Linked DNA regions of Homo sapiens: region 2 is linked to region 1. Evidence: chromatin loops called from intact Hi-C (ENCODE). Cell type or tissue: Caco-2. All regions are shown on one strand. Each heading gives the region's core, and the rest is flanking DNA. Links, peaks and the distances in the headings are about the cores only.

The links. Hi-C counts contacts between places; a loop is a spot of excess contacts. Peaks named below come from ENCODE experiments on the same cell type or tissue, not always from the same donor. Only the 100,000 strongest peaks of a DNase experiment are listed, where the experiment ranks them.
Region 2: a loop joins it to region 1, with 5 times the contacts of the local background. A loop is called at or near these places in 2 of 110 quality-filtered maps.

Annotation. Positions count from the first base shown.
Region 1 is chr3:161,365,466-161,379,693 of GRCh38, reverse strand. SPTSSB (serine palmitoyltransferase small subunit B) reads left to right here and starts at 8,177. Exons shown (of 3, transcript NM_001040100.2): 1 at 8,177-8,259. LOC107986150 (a long non-coding RNA gene) reads right to left here and starts at 717. Exons shown (of 3, transcript XR_007096152.1): 1 at 1-717. RefSeq lists enhancers at 7,595-8,149, 8,150-8,704. In Caco-2, for the core only: no CTCF peak of the experiment used is centred there; DNase peaks (open chromatin) are centred at 6,633 and 7,983; H3K4me3 peaks cover 3,346 bases.
Region 2 is chr3:161,416,758-161,424,757 of GRCh38, reverse strand. No RefSeq gene overlaps it. Among named protein-coding and RNA genes, the nearest start is that of LINC02067, 5.7 kb to the left of the region's middle. RefSeq lists an enhancer at 3,460-4,108. In Caco-2, for the core only: CTCF peaks have their summits at 645 (motif pointing right), 3,635 and 3,837; a DNase peak (open chromatin) is centred at 3,847; H3K4me3 peaks cover 206 bases.

The sequences.
Region 1 (14,228 bases), core at 3,204-11,203:
AGCTATTCATCATACCTGAAGAGTCTTACTCCAAGTGATTCAAGATAAGAAAACTAGTTAGGGAAGATGGTTGCTAAATCAAAAGCCTTCAATGAAGCAATAAATCTCTCAGCAAGGACAGGCAAAGTAAGTTTGTTCTGAGCAGAGACACGGTCACGTGTCAAAACGCAAAGTAAAATGGTTGGATCATCAAAATTGCGGCCACTTTCAACTTAATCTGTAGTTCAAATATAGAGAGTTCTGTCATTATCATTAATATCTCTCTTTCTCATAAATTGGAATTTTTTTCTTTTTAAACTAATCTCTACTTTCAAAACCTTAAGATTCTTTTTTATCAACCACTGTTTTAGTAAAAGTCTTTTAACGAGATGGGGGAAATGCAGTGTTCTGCCTCTGAATATGTGATGTTGAAGTAAATGTATTTTCTGTTGGTCTGGAACATTAGGGTAAATAAATGGATTTCACTGAAAAATAGTTCATAGAAAACACAATTGCAGGCTGGGCCCAGTGGCTCATGCCTGTAATCCCAGTACTTTGGCAGACAAGGCAGGTGGATCACATGAGGTCAGGAGTTAGAGACAAGCCTGGCCAACATGATGAAACCCTGTCTCTACTAAAAATACAAAAATTAGGCGGGTGTGGTGGTGCAATCCTGTAATCCCAGCTACTTGGGAGGTTGAGGCACGAGAATCACTTGAACCCAGGAGACAGAGGTTGCAGTGAGCCGAGATTGTGTCACTGACTCCAGCCTGGGAGATAGAGCAAGACTCCATCTCAAATACACACACACACACACACACACACACACACACACACACACACACACACACACAAATTGAATAAGTCATAGCCACTTGTCACAAAAGGGGAGGTAGGAAAGACAAAAGGGAGAGAGAAGGGGAGAAAGGGAGTGACAGAGGGAAGGGGAGAGGGAAGGAAGAAGATGCTGATTGTATTCCTGAAAAACTACTTTAAAACTATTATTATATAAATAAAACATACTTAAAAGTAAAATAGAAGCATTAAGCATTTTCTAGGGGCCAGATACTGCCCTAACTGCTTTACCTGTGTTATCTCAAACTCTCAAAACAATAGTAGTGAACGCTTACAGGGCATTTGCTCAATGCCACCTACTCTTCTAAATGGCTTAGATATACTAACTAAAATAATTCAATACTGTTTTTATCCTTCATGGCAGATAAGGAAATTGAGGCTGAGGAGAGTTTAAGTAAGTTGCCCTCATTCATACAGTTAAGTGATAAAGCTAGGATTTAAATCTGGTAGGTCTGGCTCCAACATCTATTCTTTTAACTAGCACAGCACAACCATCTTCTCTGAGAAAAATATCAGGAGAAGTGATATATGAGTAGTCATGGAGAAATAATTTAAAGTGAGTTAACATAGTAAAGGGTAGAAAAAACAGCAAAAACAACAACAACAAAAAAGTCTTTGGTATCCAACTCGTAAAGTTGTGTCACTTTAGAAGGGTTCCAACCTCTCTGATTCTTGGTCTACAAAATGAGATACAAAGCTCCTACCCTCCAAACTTGCTGTAAGATTATTTGTGAAAATTTTGTGATAGTAGTTTAATAACTGATAGTCATTATCATCATTATTGTCTGTATCATTATTATTCATCTTCTTTTGAGCTTGACAGAGTTAAAACACTCAAGTCACTACCACTTTCCTGTTTTGTTTCTTTTTTTTTTGAGATGGAGTTGTGCTCTTATTGCCCTGCCTGGAGTGCAATGGTGCGATCTCAGCTCACCGCAACCTCCGTCTCCCGGGTTCAAGCAATTCTTCTGCCTCAGCCTTCTGAGTAGCTGGGATTACAAGCATGCACCACCACACCCGGCTAATTTTGTATTTTTAGTAGAGACAAGATTTCTCCATCTTGGTCAGGCTGGTCTTGAACTCCCAACCTCAGGTGATCCGCCCACCTCGGCCTCCCAAAGTGCTGGGATTACAGGCGTGAGCCACTGCACCCTGTCTGTTTTGTTTCCTTTAATCCAAAGGACTAATTAATGAAGAAAATAAAATTCTATTTTGGTACAGGAAAACTAAAGCAAAAGAATTGATAGTAATGGGGGATATCACATGCATCTTTGTAACAATATAGCAGTGAAGGGAAAAATATTTTCCATTTTACAGAGAAAAAATTGCCTACTTATTCTGAGGGAAAAAAAAGGATAACTATAAGATTATTAATGGGGCTTTCCTTATACCAGCCAGAAGGAAAGTGAGATTCGTTCCTTTATTGATAAATGTATTCCAGTAATTTATTCAAGATCTTAGGTTTAACCATGATATGGTCCAGTTATGTAGGTACCTGGAACAACCTCTAACTCCAGGTAACCAATTCATTTACTGATGCATCACTGAGCATAAGAGTGCAACATAATGCCCAGCAATAGATGAATGGACAAGCAAAATGTCGTATACATATAATGGAATATTGCCTTAAAAAGGAAGGAAATTCTGACATAGGCTGTAACAATGGTCCCTAACCTTTTTGGCACAAGGAACCTGTTTCATGGAAGACAATGTTTCCACAGACAGGGAGGTGGGGAGGGGAGGAATGGTTTCAGGATGAAACTGTTCTACCTCAGACCATCAGGCATTAGTTAGAGTCTCATAAGGAGTATGCATTCTAGATCCCTCACATGCGCAGTTCACAATAGGGTTTGCACTCCAATGATAATCGAATGCTGATGATGATCTGATGATGGGAGGCAGAGTTCCAGTGATAATGCTCGCCCACCATTCACCTCCTGCTGTGCAGCCCAGTTCCTAACAGGCCACAGATAGGTACTGGTCCAGGGCCAGGGATTGGGGATCCCTGTGCTACAACATGGATAAACTTTGAGAACAGTTTTCTAGTGAAATACCCAGCCACACAAATACTGTATGAGTACACTTATATGAAACAGTTAGAGTAGTTAAAATCATAGAGATAGAAAGTAGAATAGGTGGTTGCCAGGGGCTGCATGGAGGGAGGAATGGGGAGTTGTTGTTTAATGGGTACAGAATTTCAGTTTTATAAGATGAAAAGAATTATGGAGAGAGGTGGTGGTAATGGTTGCAGACTGTTATGAATGTATTTAATACCACTGCACTGGACATTTAAAAATGGTTAAGAAGTTAGCTAGTATACCAGAGGGGCATAGCTACTTGCTGTTAGAACATGTAAACTCCATTAACATATGACAATTCCCTCAAATACCCTTCAAATTCTACTGAATGTTAGGAAGAGTTCTACTCTGGGGGAGTAGTAGTATCTTTAGGGCATAAAAAATAAATAAATAGTGTTAATATAACAAGGTTTAAAAGAAATAAGCAAGGGTTAATCTGCACCTTATGAAAGCAAACCAAAAAAAAGTAAATAAAATTTGCCTCAAATTTCTGTTTATACTTTCAAATATCCTCATGGATTACTCATTTTATTTCTTTTTTCCCCTCTGAAAATGAGATCAATAAAAGAGGATAAGAGTTGCTAAGCCAGGATATTACCTAATACAATTAAGTGGAGCCTCACTCTTTTCTCTTAACTCTGTTGACTTTCCATTGTCTTCTTTGTCTTGCCCAAATAGATATAGCTACACCAAAATGGATGTTGTATGTAATAATAATGTAATATAGAAATAATGTTTTTAAAAGACTGCTTTAGAATAAATGATGCAGAAAATCTTTTGTTAAACTGGTCTTATTGCTACTCCTCAGCTCTATAGTGGTAGATGGGGACAGGCTTTTTAAGGGAAAAACTTGTGCCTATTCTGATAAATCTCTTATTTTTGTTAGTGATTAATGGGGACATCAACATTAAGTCCCTTAATGGAATGCTGTTTTTCCAATTTTTAGAATAAACTACTGATTGTCATTACTGATCATTAATAATATGGTCTTTATTCTAACATTAAATTTTACAAGTGTTTCAAGATTAGGGTCTTTCCCCAGTGAAAGACTTCAGTCTAAGCGTATGCATACTTGTTAAACAGGAATCAGTGAGTTGGGGAATGTAGCTCATGCATAGTTTCATAGGAACTCAAAAAAAATGTGGTAAGCAAAAATAAAGGGGGGAGCAGGCAGGAAGGAAGGAAAGAAAGAAGAAGCAGGCCTCATTTTTGCCATTTACACCTTGTAGAAAAGGGGCTAAGTTATTTTTAGATTTAAGAGGATCTTTCCAAAGCAACCCAAGGGTACTCAGTAATGATACTTGGATTTCTCTGATTGCTGGTAAGTCATGGAGTAGGCGCATGGTTTACTGAAAGGAAGGGAAGAAGGGGTAACATCCCAGTGACAAAATGGAAGGAATGTGAATAGCCAGAAGAGAAGTTACTAAAAGATGGCAATAAAGAAAGGCAGAATGGGGTTCGGGGTTCAGCAGGAACCATATGATGAGTACTTTGTAAATGACATTTCATTTAATTTTCAAAAGAACCCTATGAAGTCAATATTATTCCTACTTTATAATTGGGAAAACCAAGTATACTGATACAGCTAATTGTCTCAGACTACAGAACTGATTAGTAGAAAGAGCTAGGACTTGAATCCAGAGCTGTTTTTCTTCAAAGTCCATATTCTTTTCACCATGGTCAGGTTTGGAAGCTTTAGAAAAACTCACATTTTATCCTTGAATTTTCATCTGCTAAAAGTAAGATTACTCTCAGCAAATGCATGAAAGATTGGGTAGCTGACTATGGGTCATTTTAAGTGGATTCTCCCATCAACTCCTTTCTTCTTCCTGATATTGTAGACTCCAGAGACATCCCAAAAAAACCTAAACACAGTTTTACAAAGTGGACCCATTCCTTTCCCAATAATATCTGTCTCCAAACATCTCAGGTTACCTAGGGGAATACACACTAGTGATGATTACTTTTGAAAGTTTTCTACTCCAGCAGTGTGTTTTTTAGTTATGCGATAGAAACTTTAGGATACTGATGATGAAAGGCCTGGTTCAAAATGATCAGTTGATACAATTATCATTACTTTATGTTCTTACACTATTATATTCTTAACAATTCTGCCTGGTTCTTCAAATTTCATTCACCTCTGCACAAGCTGTAGTGCTAACTAATTATTATCTCACAAGTTCCAGTAATCAGAACAAAAGAAGATGCCATCTCATGCACAAAAAAATATCAATTGAGGTGCTTTTTAAATTTTTTAATATCTTCCTTATCTGTGGTTGTATGCCACCTTTCTTTCCTAATGTTATCTGTATCTTCTCTGCTTCCTGATCTTTTCTAGATTTATTTCTTGATCTTTCCAGAGAATATTTTTTTCTTTTCTTGATCAAGTCTCCTTTTTCATTTTTGTTTTTGTTTTTTACTTTCCTACTTTATTATTTTCTGCTGTTATCTTTATTAGTTAACATAATTCTTTCACAATTTTTTCTAAGTCTCCTTGTACATTGTTTTGCAATAAAGACACTTAGTGTGTAATTTCATAGATTGTTTGGCTTTTCTGTATTCTCTCAATTTTGTTATGTAGGGTTTTTGTTTTTCTTCTGTTCCTAAAGAGTTTGTAATTTTCCCATTTGTGCTTTTTAATACAGATTCAAAGCATCTTTAAATTTCCAATAGTATATCAATCAGGGTAAATGTTTGTTGTTAATTTTATCCTTATTGTATTTTGATGGATGATGTGGTCTGTATGACTTCTGCCTTTTAAAATGTGTTGACCTAAGCCTGGACATCAAAATGAGACCCCTTCTCTAAGGAATTTAAAAAATAGCTGGGTGTACTGGCACGTGCCTGTAGTCTCACCTACACAGGAGGCTGAGGCGGGAGGATCACTTGAGCCCAGGAGGCTGAGACTGCAGTGAGCTGTGACTGTGCCTCTCCGCTCCAACCTGGGCGACAGAGTGAGACCCTGTCTCCAAAATAAAAATAAAAATAAAAGTGTTGACCTATAGTTTGTGATCTAGTTAAGTTTCGAGAATGTTCTATAGTTGTATGGAAAACATGTTAATATGTATTCTCCGTTTGGAGGTGCTAAGATATTCATAAAGATGTTCCTGTGTGTGGTTATAATACGTGTATGTTATTTAAGATTATTTTTAATGGTCTGAATACATCTGCCAGCTGTGCCAGTTTCCCCCAACCTCCAGTTGGAGTAGTTGCAAGGTCTCATATCCATTTCACAAACCTTTGCCAAGAAGGTCTATTTCTATATTTCCACAAATGTGCAATCACAGTATGGAGGGTGGAGTGTCACAACTAAGTGGGGGTAAATAGATAATGAAAAATAAGATTTACCAGTGTAAATAGAATTGGCCTCACCAACATGGCCTTGGTAGTCCCCGCCAAGTCCTTTCTTAGGGTTTCTATTTCCTGATCTACATGCCCTGAGTGGTCATATCTACCCTGCCAATATTGCAAGGTGTGTCGCGAGAAGCCAAAAGATAAGGAATGTGACCAACATAAAGTGATAAAGAAATAAATAACACTAGCAGTGGTTGCTGCTATTTAGACACGGGAGCAGAAGGAAATGATAACTACGTAAAATGGCTAACACGGGCCCAAGCAGGTGCTCTGTTTCTATTGGTTCCCTTCCCTGCCCCCATCTACCTTTAGCTTCCTCTGGGGACATCCTCCCTCCTGCATGGAGACACCACCGCCCAATAACGTGAGCCTCCCTCTTCGTAATAGCCCTGGCAGTGTGGAACCCGCTGAAAGCGCGTTGTGAGGATGAGCAGAGACCTGCCAGCAGCTAAAATTCGCGCTTTAACACAATCAGCCCTGGCCGAGCATGTGCAGTGTCTCCTCCTTCGGCAGTGGGGGCTGATGGGCAGATACTGCCCAAATGCTCATTCATCAAAAGAGGCTTTCGCTCCCGGACTCCCCTGGGCCTCGAGCAGAAAGCGTCTCGGCCACGGAGATACAGAACCGGGAGCCTTCAAGGTCCTCCGCCACTCTCAGCAAGCCCTGCTCTCGATGGAGAGGAGATCGCTGGGTGATGGATGTGGGCTTCCAGGGAAGGTGCTCGCGCTGGTCCCGAGCCCTCCGGGGAAGATATTCGAGCGCGGAGCGTAAGCGCAGGGCACGCCAGCCCCGGGAGCCGCGGGAGCAGGCGCCGCGCGTCTCTGCACCACCGGGCCGCCTCCCAGCCTTCTTTCCCCAGTTTGCCCTCCTGCCGCAGTCCGGGCCGAGATTAATTCTCTGCACTTGTGAGTGGGCACACACAAGTTCTCCGGGCACGATCCTTTCATCTATTTCCCTGGGGGAGTCCACCTTTTTAACGATTAACCTCCTAGCTACCGCGGGCAAGGTGGCAGGATGCGAGTGGGGCGGGGAGGGGCGTTTCACACGTTCAGAGGCACCAAAATTAGCTGCCAGTGCTAAAAGGCTTTGCTTTCTTCGGTTTTTGACAAATAAATGGGGTGGGATGCTTGCTTGGCCGCCCGCTGCCCCAGCCCGAGCCCTGGGCTCACTTAGCAGCCTGATGCCGAGTTTCAGACGCAGTCCTGCTGCGCTTACACCCGGGCTTCTTCGCCCCCTTGCCAAAGTCTGCAGCCCGATGGATGCTGGGCGCGGGCTTTCCCTGAGCGCTTTAACGCAGCTTAGGCTAAAGCCCCAGAGCTCCCACCTTCTACCTCCTGTTTATCCGCCCGCCCCTCTACCACCGCCAAAGGACGTGCCCCTTCAGTAGAGTCGGGGATCCCAGCCCCAGAGCGGGGGAGGGCGCCTCCCTATCCCCTCCTCCCCGTCCCCGCCTCGGCTCGGGGTTTTACTGCAGCAGCCGGAGGTGACAGCGACGCCTCAGCCGCCTCTGTTGCTCTCGGAGCCCCGGCTTCCCCTGCACCGGGAAAGCGCCCCCTCTCGAGAGGCTGGTCCCTGGAGAACTGCGAACGAGCTGCAGAAAACCAGATTTTAAAATGTAGAAGTCGTTGGGCTGCATTCCTCCGAGGACCAGTCTGATCGCCCAGGACTAAGAGTGGCAGCGTATGAGAAGTTGGGACCATAGAGCAAGGGGGGGAGGGGAGTGTTGCAGCAGGCATTCTCTTCTGGAAGGAGTCGCTGGGAGCAGTGCGGTTGGACACAAGTTTGCGTAGGAGTGTTTTCCTTTTGTCAATAATTAATCACCGGAATTAGCCAGGTAGAATTTGAGTTTTAGCAAGAGTCCTGAGGGCGGGGCCGAACACCTAACTCCGGGAGGCTCCCAGGCGCCCGGCGCAGTGGGAAGCTCGCAGCAGCTGGGGAGGAGCCAAAGCCTCGGCGCTCACCTAAGCCGCAGGGAGATACACCCAACTGGGAGGTAAGCATCTTCCAAAATACCTACTTGAACTGTTAAGTAGCTTTAGTAGGATAGAATTCCTGTCTCTATAGGAGGAAAAAATTAATACTGAGCTTTAATGCAATTTATCAGTTTATTATTTAACTGCATTACAATTTTCAGAATTGATGGATTTTTCCATTTACCTTTCACTATGTGGGAAACTAAGATGTTTCACTCAGTAGAAGCCAAACTTTAACACTGAAACTTTCCAAACTAAAAGAAGAGAAAATTTCTTTACTATTTTCACTATTTACCTTCGTGTAGTCCATTAACGACTCAGGAAAATATCATTGGGTTGTGCTTGGTTTCCTTCTTAAATATTCATCTTTACCTAGTTCCGTGCTCCTATACAATCCCTCTCTGCCCATAAGCTACTTAAACTACTGTACTTTAGGCAATAGTACACACAAGTCACCTGCCAAAAAGTGAAGAATTTCCAACAAGGAATACATTTTAACATTCTCTTGTAAGTATTAAGCAGTATGTATTTTCTCAAAGATACTTAAGTCATCCTTTATAAGTAACCAAACTTCTTCACCAAAAGACAGCCAGCTAGAGTTAGCTAAATAGTTAACTTTGCCATGGGGATGAAGAAGGTGGGGAAATGTTTAGAGTAGCATTTTAAATATGAGTTGGACTCCAGATTTGTTTCAACTAAAGTGACATTCAACTGGTTGGCAATTCACATATGAGCCCAGTCCACAATCACATAAGGAGTTTGAAGAATTGTTAAATGTAAGAACTAGCCCCAAAGTCCAAATAACTGCATCAGGGGAGTTGGGAAAATTGTTTTTCAAAAAGATTTTGTGGTGCAGTACTTATTTTGAATTAGACAAAAATTAAGAAAGACATGGTAATTTTTGCTAGTGAAATTCTAAAATGTATACATAAAAGTGTTGAATTTTTAATAACTTGATTTCCACATCTGAATTATTCCTATGCTGTTTAAAACAGGTCATTTCGGTGACTTTCTCAAGGGCTGTGAAGGCTTTGTACATAGATAACTAGACCAAAACCAACAAGCTGTAGTATGAAATGTACTGTCACTCTCATTATCCAGATATTTATTTACAACTATTTAATGATAATAAATTAAAAATTATTTGTCAAAACAAAGCATGGTCATTCTAGAATTCGACTAGATTTGAAGTTGAAAGTCGATTTGAAGTTGAAAATCAACCAGTCCTCAACTCTCATTGGTTTTCTTAATTCACTGTAAATTTGCAAATACTTTTATAAAAACTGCCCTTTATAATTGTACAGCAATTCTATCTCTACTATGCTAATTATAAAGAGAGTTTTGCCACTATCTTACCACCAAGTATAAAAGAAACAAAATATTCATAAAAAATGATCCAAATGGGACTCACTTCCAGAATGGTGATGTGAAGAGCTTTTCAAATCCACTCCCTAAAAACAACAATAACTGGTGAAAATTATAGATAAATAACCATTTAAAGTTCCTGGTAATTGTCCTAAGGACATACAGCACGAAGAAAATATTTATTCAAGACAATCTCTTATATTTCAGTAAGAACTGCAAACAATTGTGATGCTTGAACCACAATATATTTCCCCACCCTCTCCAGTTGAGTGTGATGATGTTCCAGTAAGGATGGGTGCAGCCACTAACGCAGGGCCCCCTCTCAACCTAGATCCTCGTCTACAGTATACCCTGAGAGAAGCAGGCCACCAGCATTACTCATCATCCCCAGCTTTGTGTTTCAGAGCTCTATTCTAGATAAGAGCAACTGAGAGTTCTGAGGCTCTCTTCCTCCAACCATCCTCCACTCTTAAGACAGAAAATGAAGAACTCAACAACAAGAACACAACTCATTTAAAAGTGGACAAAAAAATTTGAATAGACATTTCTCCAAAGAGCAGGTAGAAACAGCCAATTTACACATGAGAAGGTGTTTACTAGCCATTAGTGGTTGGGGAAATGAAAATCAAATCAAAACCACAGTACAATCCCACTTCACACCAACCGGAATGGCTATCACAAAAAAAAAAAAAAAAAAAAAAAAAGGAAAGAAAGAGAGACAGAGAGAGAAAGAAAGAGAAAGAAAGAAAGAAAGAAAGAAAGAAAGAAAGAAAGAGAAAGAAAGAAAGAAAGAAAGAAAGAAAAGAAAGAAAGAAGAAAAAGAAAGAGAAAGAAAGAAAGAAAGAGATAATAGCAAGTGTTAGAGAAGATGTAGAGAAAATTGAACTGTCATATATTGCTGGTATTGCTGGTGGGGATGGAAAATGGTGCAATCGCTATAGAAGAGAGTTTGATCGTTCCTCAAAAAGTTGAGAATAGAGTTACCACATAATCAAGCAATTCCACTCCTAGGCATATATTCAAGAGAATTGAAAACTTATGTCCGTTCAAGAACTGTACACAAATGTTCATAGTGGCATTACTCATAACACCCAAAGAAGCTGATTGAAACAACCCAAGTTGTTTATTGAATGATGAATGGATAAATAAAATGTAGTATGGAATGAAATGATAAAATATTATTCAGCAATGAAAATCATGTGGCTGATACATACTACAACATGGATGAACATTGAAGAGATTACGTTAAGTGAAAGAAGACCACATACTATATGATTTATTTACATAACATATCCACAATAGGCAAATCTATAGAGAAAGTAGATTAGTTGTTTCCTGAGGCTGCAGTAGAAGGTAAGATTAGGGGCCGGGCGCGGTGGCTCACGCCTGTAATCCCAGCACTTTGGGAGGCCGAGGCGGGCGGATCACGAGGTCAGGAGATCGAGACCATCCCGGCTAAAACGGTGAAACCCCGTCTCTACTAAAAATACAAAAAATTAGCCGGGCGTAGTGGCGGGCGCCTGTAGTCCCAGCTACTTGGGAGGCTGAGGCAGGAGAATGGCGTGAACCCGGGAGGCGGAGCTTGCAGTGAGCCGAGATCCCGCCACTGCACTCCAGCCTGGGCGACAGAGCGAGACTCCGTCTCAAAAAAAAAAAAAAAGAAGGTAAGATTAGGGAGAAAACGGGAGTGACTAAAGGGTACAGTGTGTCTTCTTGGGGTGATGCAAATGGTCTAAAATTGACTGTCATGATGGTTGCAATACTGTAAATATACTAAAAACCACTGAATTGTGTACTTTAAGTAGGTAAATTGTATGGTGAGTTTTATCTCAATAAAGCCGGTTTAAAAAAATTTTCCAGAGTATTAAAAGAACAAATGGGTTTAAAACTTAGAGTTGCTGAATCCGCATGTGCCATTTGACCAATAGTTTATGTGAGGCTTTTCCCCAATGACCACATTAAAATATATGAAATATTTAAGAATTTCACAGGTGTCACACAGCTATGTGATTCACATATGTTTACATGCCTGCCCAAACTTTTCTCCACTTAGAATTAAGTCAAATGTCATTAGTATAGTCCTACAAAGAATTTGCTTGCAATGCTATATCTTTTTGGACTCATCAATTCGTTATATTAATCCAGGACCTGTGAGGCCACTTGTTCCTCCTACTTCTAGATATGTCTAGTCCTTTATCAGTGATTCAGGCCAGCGGTTGAGTTTGTTCAGGCCCACATTGGGTGAGAGAGGAAGGTACCTGGATCTCAGCCAAAAGTGTACTTGCCTTCTACTCAGATTAACCCAGTTTTGCCTACACTAGACTGGCCCTAAAAGCCAGAGAGTCTTGGGAAGAGGAAAAGCTGGAGCAGCCACTGAAGTCTTCACAGCATACTAACATGTCATTGTCAGAAAGCATCTGCTGTGATTACGACAACCTCAAATGCAGGAGACTCTCCCAAATAATTAATATGTTCCTCTATTCATCTTTTATGTTTTGAGTTCCCACAAGCTGCCTGATCCTGTACTAAGAACCATGAAATCAAATGATAATGCTTCGTCCAGAAATGGAAATATAAAACTAGTGAGCCTCAGAGTGTCATGGGGGTGGCAAGCAGCCTCAGCCTTGCTGCCAGACAGTTATTAGTTCACTGAAACAAACCATACCCTTAGCTTTAGGGATTTAAGTCTACCGGCTTCAGGAAACCTCAAGATTTTCCATTCTCACCAGCACAGGCTTATTCTTTCATGTGTATGTTTTTGAGGAGCATATCATGCTGATTTGTGTGGGTTTTGACCATGAAAGCTTTTGTAGAAGTCCACTGTAATATTTTCTCTAATTAAAAGATTTATATAAAATAATTTTTAATGTCCAGCAATTTATTTATTTTATTTTTATTGATTTATTTATTTTGAGACAGAGTTTCACTCTTTTTGCCCAGGCTGGAGTGCAATGGCGTGATCTCAGCTCACTGTGACCTCCGCCTCCCAGGTTCAAGTGATTGTCCTGCCTCAGCCTCCCCAGTAGCTGGGATTACAGGCGTCTGCCACCACGCCCAGCTAAATTTTCTTGTATTTTAGTAGAGATGGGGTTTCACTATGTTGGCCAGGCTGGTCTCAAACTCCTGACATCAGGTAATCCACCCACCTTGGCCTCCTAAAGTGCTGGGATTATAGACGTGAGCCACTGCACCCGGCCCAGCCATTTGTTTATAAAATCAATACATGTAGGAAAAAACTTGATTATAGTTACTTTTAAAATATTGCTTTCATCAGGATTAATAATTCATTTATTCAACAGATTTTAAAAAAGATAAATGAATTATTGCACACCTACCCTGTACCAGGTCACTTCTAGGCCCTGGATAAGTAATAAACAAAATAGACAAAAATTCCCAAGATGTCAAACATTAATAATAATAAGTAAATTACATAATGTAGATAAGGGCTCTGAAGAAACATAAAACAGAGAAAAGAACGAGCTACAATTTTAAATAGTGAGATCAGACTAGGAATTAAGATCATGCAATTAGAAAAATGTAAAATCACATACAAACCTGGCCACTGTAACTCGCCAAAAGGACTACCAGCTCCCAGTTAATTTCTCTCTTCCCCTGGGAAGCTTTGGTTTCCCCTTGCCATTAGCTTCAACCACCAAGATTATTTTGCTGCCTATATTTGCTGTTGTTTCATCAGAAAAAAATAGTATATCAGCACAAAGGCCTTCCAAGTAAGCATAAGGAAGACAGAACCCAACACCTGCTCTCGCGAATTACAACCTATGTAAATCACTGCATTATAATAACAAAAATTGCTCAAAGAAATCATCAGCCTGGGCTTTCAGTTTACTTTTGGCCTCTTCCTCTAGCTTTGTCCTGGATTCTTGTAGTCTTCCAGAGAATTAGTTTGCTTTTGGTCTCTTCCTCTAGCTTTGTCCTGGATTCTTACAGTCTTCCAGAGAATTGTGTGGTAAATAATTAAGAACTAGTTCCCCAAAGTTAATACCGTTTGAAGAGTGAAAGTGTTGGGGAGAAGTAAGGTAAGAGAAATTTCCAGGCCATCATGCCCAGGTAAAGAGAGAACAAGTCTTTCAGAACTATGGAAAGTGAGCAGAGCATCAAATCCCACAGACCAACTGAAAAAAAGAGGGAAAAAGCAACCAGTCTCCACTTTACCAGATTGTCCCAGAATTCCTACTCAGGGCACTTGGTTTAAAGGAGACCTGAGGAGGTCTCTTTCTAGTGAAATATAATGGGTGCCGCAGCTTTCTTGGACTAGAGCTTTTAGTAATGGCTTAAAAGGGAGCAGAGACCTGATTTTGTAAGTCAAAAGGATACATTTATTTCAGGCTTAGAGGAAAAGTGTTTAAGAATATTCAGAATAAAGATAAAGTTAGAAATAAGTCAAAAGACCCCCTGTCACAAGGGAGTTATTATGGAGCATTAGAATTCTCATTCATTCATTCAACAAATTTTGATTGAGCAGCTACTATGTGGTAGGCACTTAGGTAACAAGACAGAAGAGGACCTTATTTCAAAGACCTTTCCTTCTGAGGATATGTTATATGCCTTTTGCAACAAAATGTCTGAGAACACAGGAATAAGGACAACAACTTTCTGATTTGCC
Region 2 (8,000 bases), core at 1-8,000, 48 kb before region 1:
TGATTTATTTCAAATGTCCCACTGTTGAATATTTAGGTGGTTTATAGTGATTAAGCATTCAAAACAATATTGGAATACACATACGCATAACTTTCTTGCACATTTTGCCAAATTATTCTCCCAAATAATTTAAACATTTGTTCTTAACATTTGAGAGAATGAATCCCTTTGAGAATCTGATGGATTTTGCATCTCTTCTCAGGAAAGGGCAAATATGTTCAAATTTTTATGCATCTTCGGAGCCTTCCGACCAAAACAACCCCAGATTGAGAACGCAGTAGCATTTTATGTCCCTACAAACCATATGAACGCCCTTTTGCTCACACTATCCCTTTGTTTTCAAACTTTCTGCTGATTTGAGAGATGAAACAGTACATCAGTCTTTTCTTACTTTGTATTTTTGTATTGCTAATGAAATTTGAACACTTTTTCCAGAAGTTGATTGATCATGTATTTTTTGTACATTGCTTATTCAAGCCTTCTATCTAATATAATTCAGGTTTTAAATATTAAATTAAAAAATTTAACACAACACTGTAAGATCACATAATAGAGTGGAAACTTTCAATTCCTGGGCTTTCTCTGGGCTAAAGGCATGGTCTTTAATAAATGATCCAATCTGTCATGTCTCAATATTTCCACCAGAGGGCAATATTAGCCCATCTATTATTTCTCTGGCTTCTACAGCTCTCAAGATTTCAATTTACTTTTACTAGAAGAATCTTCCTGAAAAATACTTGCAATGATGATAAAGTTAAATACTTCATTATGCATGTAACACATTATTATATAAAAGTTACGTTGTTATAAATTTTCTATTTAATTTGTTTCAACACATGAAAATGTACAAATGGAATTTCAATAATTATAATCATTACTTCAAATGAAAACTATGCCTCTATTAGCATTCTTTATTATATCCATTTACTTAAATTATCATTATTTCTAGAATGATGTTCGCAGTATGATTTATAATAGAATCTTCATAAACCATTAGCATAAACAGGAAAAGCAATTGACTCCTGAAAAGCCATTCTTTAAAGACAACCAGATTAATTCCTGACTCTAATTATTTTGCGCCTTTGGCTTACCACATAACAAGATAAAACCTAATTTCTTCTTCCCATTCAATAAAGATATGCAGGGTATCCTTCTGAGTGCTAAGGATATTGTTGTGAAGAAAACAAAAATCCTTGACCTCAGGAAGTTTACTTGTTACAGGATTGGGACATGAAGGAGAGACAAATCCACGCATCCTATATACACATTGGAGTGTGGCAGGCTTGGGAGTGTTAGGAGGGAATAAAGCCCGGAAAAGGGATATAGCACACTGAGATACATGCGGAGACCATTTTAAGTGGAGTGGCCAAGGAGGCTTCACATGTGGATGACATCTAAGCAGACAGCTTAGGGAGATGAGAGTCACTTCAATCTGAAGAAAGACAAATCCAAGCAGGGAGGGGATGTCAGCTGCAAGAGCTGACTGGTGAGAAACAGCAAGGAAACCAGTGTGACTGAGACAAGTGAGCCAGGGGTTGGGGAGTGGGGAGGAACAAGAGGCCGGAGGGTGGAAGGCCTTGGCAGCCTCAGGCTTGGACTTTCACTCTGAATGAGATGGAGAAAAGTTGGCATTTTAAGCATAGGCAGGACATTTTCTGGATGCATAAGAAGAATCACTCTGCGGGAGGCTGAGGCAGGAGAATGGCGTGAACCCGCGAGGCAGAGCTTGCAGTGAGCCGAGATCGCGCCACTGCACTCCAGCCTGGGCGACAGAGCAAGAGACTCCATCTCAAAAAAAAAAAAAAAAAAAAAAAAAGAAGAATCATTCTGATTGCTCTTTCCACAACAGACTTTACAGGGACAAAGGTAGAGACAGAGAGACCAGTTAGTAAGCTACTGAAATTAACTAGATGAGAAACTATGGTGATTTGGACCAAGGTGATGGTGACAGAGAAAAGAGTTTGGGGGCAGATGACATGGGTGGTGCTGATGACCTAAAGAATAGGTAGTTGCCTATGGGAGACTGGCATTCAGAGAAGAGGTCTGGGTTGGAAATACAAAATTTGGAAGACATCAGAATCCATGTAGAGATAGAATGACAGCTCAACCCTGGAACATTCAATGTTTAGAAGTCAAGGGAAAGAGACACCAGCAATGAAAGCCAAGAAAGAGTGTTGAGTGAAGTAGGAGAAGACTCAGGAATAAAGTATCCAGAAGCCAGCTGCTCTGAAGAGCAGAAAGTGATCTATCATCAACAGCTGAGGACAAGGACTGACCCTTGACCTAAGCAGTGTGGAGCTCATGGTAACCTTATAAAGAGTGATTTCATGGAGCGGGAGGCCAGAAGCCTGATCAGACAAGATTACAGAGATGAAGAGTGATACTGGACACAGCAAGTATAATAGTGTTTTCAAGGAATTTTGACAGAAGGGAAGCCTAGAAATGATGCAACAGCTGGAGGATGATATGAGCTCAAAGGGAGCATTTTCAAAGATGAGAAAAGTGATAGCATGCTTTTATGCTATTAGCAGTAGAGAGGGAAAAGTGGAGATTGCAGGAGAGACGGAAGACTTTCCAAAGCACTGACCTGAAATAGGCAGAGAAAAAATCCAGTGCAGAAGCTGGGAGTGAGCCACCATTAGTACACAGCCAACCACAAAGGCCCAGAAGCCAGGGGATGTGGAGCACTTTTGATTAAGAAAATAAGGTTGTTGACTATAGTTAATAGCAATGCATTATATACTTGAAAATTGCTAACAGAGTAGATTTTAAGTGTTCTCACCGCAAACAAATGATAAGTATGTGAGGTGATGTATATGTTAGTTAATTTCATTTAGAATTTCCACAATGTATACATATTTCAGAACATCATGTTGTACAACATAAATATATACAATTTTTATTTTTCAATTTAAAAGAGTAAATAAGAAAAAAGAATTCTACTCTCACCAGTGCCTGCATCAGCACATCCTTACCAGTGTTAGATATTAAGATTTTAAAACATTTTTCTCATTTGACAGATACAAAATGATATTTATTGTTCATTTTTGTTTGCATTTATATCTATTTTTAACAAAGCAATGGGATAATGTTTTGAACATCAAAAAGAAAAAGAAAAGAAAGTCACTGTTACTCTATGCCTCTTTATTCTGTATTTTATGGGGAAACATGCCTCATAGAAGCTGTGTATGTTAAAGCTAATATCATATCTAACTAATTGAGTTGAACTGTGTAGCAGCCTGACTGCTAGACTCTCCATTGTTTAAAGGGTAGCACATCCCACAGCTGCCTGACCTGAGTTTTGCATGGGGGAGCCCACTGGGTGATAAAACCTGCTTCAGAGAATATTGGCTCTTATCATCCAGTGGGGGCTTTCACAAAAAAATTCTCCCATGAGAACAAGCAGGGCTTTGCCCCAAATATCTCCTGCTGCAGCAGAAAAGGCCTGCTACCCAGTTCCCTTGTGTTCCCTGCTGATTTGTTGCAGAAAATGGACAATGAAAAAATGACTGCCAGGTGGGGGCCAAAAGAGACCACTTCTAAAAACTGGCAATGTCTTTTAAATATTTCGAATTTTATTAGATTTAGGACTTACTTGCTATTCCCTCTGACCAGATGGACACACTTGCCCAGAGCTCCATGTGATTTACACTTTACATGGTTCTGGTTTCTGCTGAAATGTCACCGTCTCACAGACATCTCCGCAAATGAATTATGCGTTCCTCACTTCGTTTCCACCATCCTGTCATTCTTGTTTCTGTGTTTGCATTTTCTTTGATGCTCTTTCCATTCCTGAAATTCCATGGAGCGTGTATTTGCTTGTTTTACTCGCCTCCGCCAGGAGGGCAGGAAACTGCTAGTTTTGTTTACTCTTCTTCCCAGCACCCTGAACACAGCACGCAGAGCAGCTTTCAATAAATATTTGTTAAGCAAATGAACTGATGTGAATTGATTCTAACAGAAGAGGGAGAAAGGAGTGTTGAAGCTGACAGGAACCAAGCACATAATATTAGGAATATACTTATACCAAAAAAAAAATGTTGTTTATCTGAAATTCAAATTTAACTGGGCATCCTGAATTTCATTTGGCAACTCTATATATGAGTTCTCACTTATAAGTGGGAGCTAATCTACAAGGATGCAAAGACATAAGAATGATACAATGGACTTTGGGGACTCCAGGAAAATGGTCGGGGGGAGGTGAGGGATAAAAGATTATACATTGGATACAGTGTACATGCTGGGGTGATGGGTGCACCAAAATCTCAGAAATCACCACTAAAGAAGTGATCCATGTAACCAAACACCACCTGCTCCCCAAAAACTATTGAAATAAAAAAAAATCACAGGCTCATAAACTCATATTTTTTTCTATGTATTTTGCTATCCTTATCAGTAAGATATTTTAAACTATCTATATCCTCACTACCATCGATGTCTATGTAGAGAGGGAAATATTTGTGATTCTTTTTCCCATGAATTTCCAAAGGGGCATTTCAACATGTCTGCCTTTCTTTCTTGCCTGGGTCTTTCTCAGCACTTAGTTAACAGTGGGTTACTTTGTGCTCTATAAACAGCTACTCCACACTTTGTGTTTCATGGGGTGGAAGGACAGTGTGTGAAGTTTGAGTGGCATAAATTCATCAACAATCTCTCATGATTCAATGCTGTTTGAAATTCCTCCATGAAGGTCAGCACTTTCTTTTTCTATACATAAACATTTTATTTTAGAATAATTCTAGTTTTATAGAAATGTGGTAAAGATAGCAGAGTTCTCAACATCCCACACCCAGTTGCCCCCATTGTAAATGTCTTACACAGACACAGTACATTTATCGCAATGAAGGAATTAAACACAACCAACAAGACCTTTCAAAACATAACCATGACACCTAAAAATAGTTAACAATAGTTTCTTAGAATGCTTTGTTTAGCCCATGGGTTTCCCCCATCTTTGCCCCTTATCCATCTGCCTTGATCCCCACAAGGGGGTCAATTCTCCTTTCCCCAGACTTGAAAACAACACAAGAAGGTAAGCAGCTGCTCACTCAGGCCAGGTATCTCATGTGACGACAACACTCAGCCATGTCTGGAGATAGTTGTGGTTGTCACAACCAGGGAGGTGCTACTGGCATTGAGTGAGTGGAAGCCAAGGTTGCTGCTCAACATCCTACAGTGCACAGAACAGGCCCCACCACAGAGAATGATCTGGCCCCAAATGTTCACAGTTTCAAGACTGGGAAACTGGAGTAGGCCATGCTGGGAATACACAGAAACTCCATGCTCTTCACCACCCCAGGACCCCGCCACCTCCCTGGCTTCTAACCACATCCTGGGATCCCATGGCACAGGTCTTGGGGACTCAGCAGGGAAGGGCGTCCAATCAAGGCACACCCTCCATGCTGCAGACCCTGGCCCACCCGACCAACCAGGGCCAGAATGAATACTGTACTTGCATTCTCAAACTTGACAGTGAGAATGACAGATGCATAAACAGCACTTCAAAGGGATTTTCATGTCTAGAGAATGGATGAGTGCTCCCCTCTTGTGGGAAGTGAAGCCAATGGGCAGGGGGCAAAGATGGAGAAAACTCCATCTTGGGCTAAACAAGGCTCCTTAAGGAACTAAAATCACTTAAAAGAAAGAAATGCTAGTTTACAAAAAAATTGGAGAGCATTGCTTTGCAATGCAGCATTGAAGAACAAACTGAAATGAACAAATGAAAATTGCTTGTTCAGACTTTTGATTATCCTCGTTTGGACTCAGAACAGGTGTTATAGAAGAAATGTACTCTTCTCACAAGAAGTGGCTTTGAGCTGTCTTCAGTGACAGCTGTGGTTATCTATGATTTGGAAGATCTTGAGAGGTCCTTGTTCTGGGGTCCCCAGGCTCGGTCTACCCACTTAGCAGTTCTGACAAGGAAAAAAGGACCACAGAACACAGAAAAGATGGGAAGAGTCAACTTGGAGGTGGAAAGAGGAAGACAAACAGCAAGTCCACTGTGGGAGAATAAGGAGGAGCCCCCACAGCCTTCTCCAGCTCTTCTCAGGTTCCATTTAGAGAGTTCCAAATCCCAGCAGCACCCAACATCTCCCCACAGGAAGTTACACTCCCCAAAATTACAGAGCAGAGCTTCTTACTGCAAAAATCTTTTAACATGGCAATAATACAATTGTGATATATTGCCTTGTCTACCATGCTAAATGATGGTGGTCTTGCCTACCATTCTAAATTCACTGTATGGTTTTACAACTTAGAAATTTTTGAAGCTATGAAAAAACTCAGTTATGTAAATGACATCCATAGGCCCCAGGGTAAATGGACAACACCTATAGAGCAGCCTTGCCAATTTTATCATCCCACACTTGTTATGCACAGAAAGCCCTTTGCTTGTTTATTTTCTATAACACTTGATATTGTTTGTGGACCTCTACCCCACCAAGAGAGGAAAAAATACAAATTTATTCTAATCGATAAACTTCATTAAATAAATAGCATCTTTGGTTAACTCTGGCTTCCTGAGAAAGCTGAGCATGTTAAATTTCCTTCATTTCCTCTGCTTCTCTCCAAAATGGCAGTTGAGTGAATGGCACTGGGACCTGGATACAAACACACACATCATTCTTCACTCTCCAGCTCCTCTGCCTCATCACTGCAGCACCTGGCTGGCAACTAATGTTCAGACCTGGGCCTGAGGAACTCTCAGGTCTTTCTCAGCTGGATCAGGAGATTGGCAACCCCGATGGTGCCTGACCTCCCATTTCTATTCTATGTCCAGCCAGCCAGACCACCCTACTCTTGTTTTGGGTGTCACTTTCCCTCCAAAACTCACACACTCCCACATTACCCCTTTGTTGCGGGAAGTCAGGGACCCCAAACGGAGGGACCGGCTGATGCCATGGTGGAAGAACATAAATTGTGAAGATTTCATGGACATTTATTAGATCCCCAAATTAATACTTTTATAATTTCTTACACCTGTCTTTACTGCAATCTCTGAACATAAATTGTGAAGATTTCATGGACACTTATCACTTCCCCAGTCAATACCCTTGTGATTTCCTATGCCTGTCTTTACTTCAATCTCTTAATCCTGTCATTTTCTTAAGCTGAGGAGGATGTATGTTGCCTCAGGACCCTGTGATGATTGCGTTAACTGCACAAATTGTTTATAGAGCATGTGTGTTTGAACAATGTGAAATCTGGGCACCTTGAAAAAAGAACAGGATAACAGCAATGTTTAGGGAATAAGAGAGATAACCTTAAACTCTGACTGCCGGTGAGCCAGGCAGAACAGAGCCATATTTCTCTTCTTTCAAAAGCAAATGGGAGAAATATCCCTGAATTCTTTTTCTCAGCAAGGAACATCCCTGAGAAAGAGAATGCATGCATCCCTGAGGGTAGGCCTCTAAAATGGCCACTTCGGCGAGTGGCCATCTTCTATGGTCAAAACTGTAGGAATGAAATAAGCCCCAGTCTCCCATAGCGCTCCCAGGCTTATTAGGACAAGGAAATTCCCACCTAAAAAATTTTGGTCAGACCAGTTGTGTGCACTCAAAACCTGTCTCCAGATAAGATGTTATCAATGACAATGCGTGCTGAAACTTCATTAGCAATTTTAATTTTGCCCCGGTCCTGTGGTCCTGTGATCTCACCCTGCCTCCATTTGCCTTGTAATATTCTATTACTTTGTGAAGCATGTGATCTCTGTGACCCACACCCTATTAGTACACTCCCTCCCCTTTTGAAAATCACTAATAAAAACTTGCTGGTTTTATGGCTCAAGGGGCATCATGGAACCTACTGACATGTGATGTCTCCCCCGGATGCCCAGCTTTAAAATTTCTCTGTTTTGTACTCTGTCCCTTTATTTCTCAAACCAGCTGACACTTAGGGAAAATAGAAAAGAACCTATGTGAAATCGGGGGCAGGTTCCCCCGATACCCCTTCCATTAAGTTCATCCACCAGTACCACCAGCTATCTAGATAGTTCTCTCTAG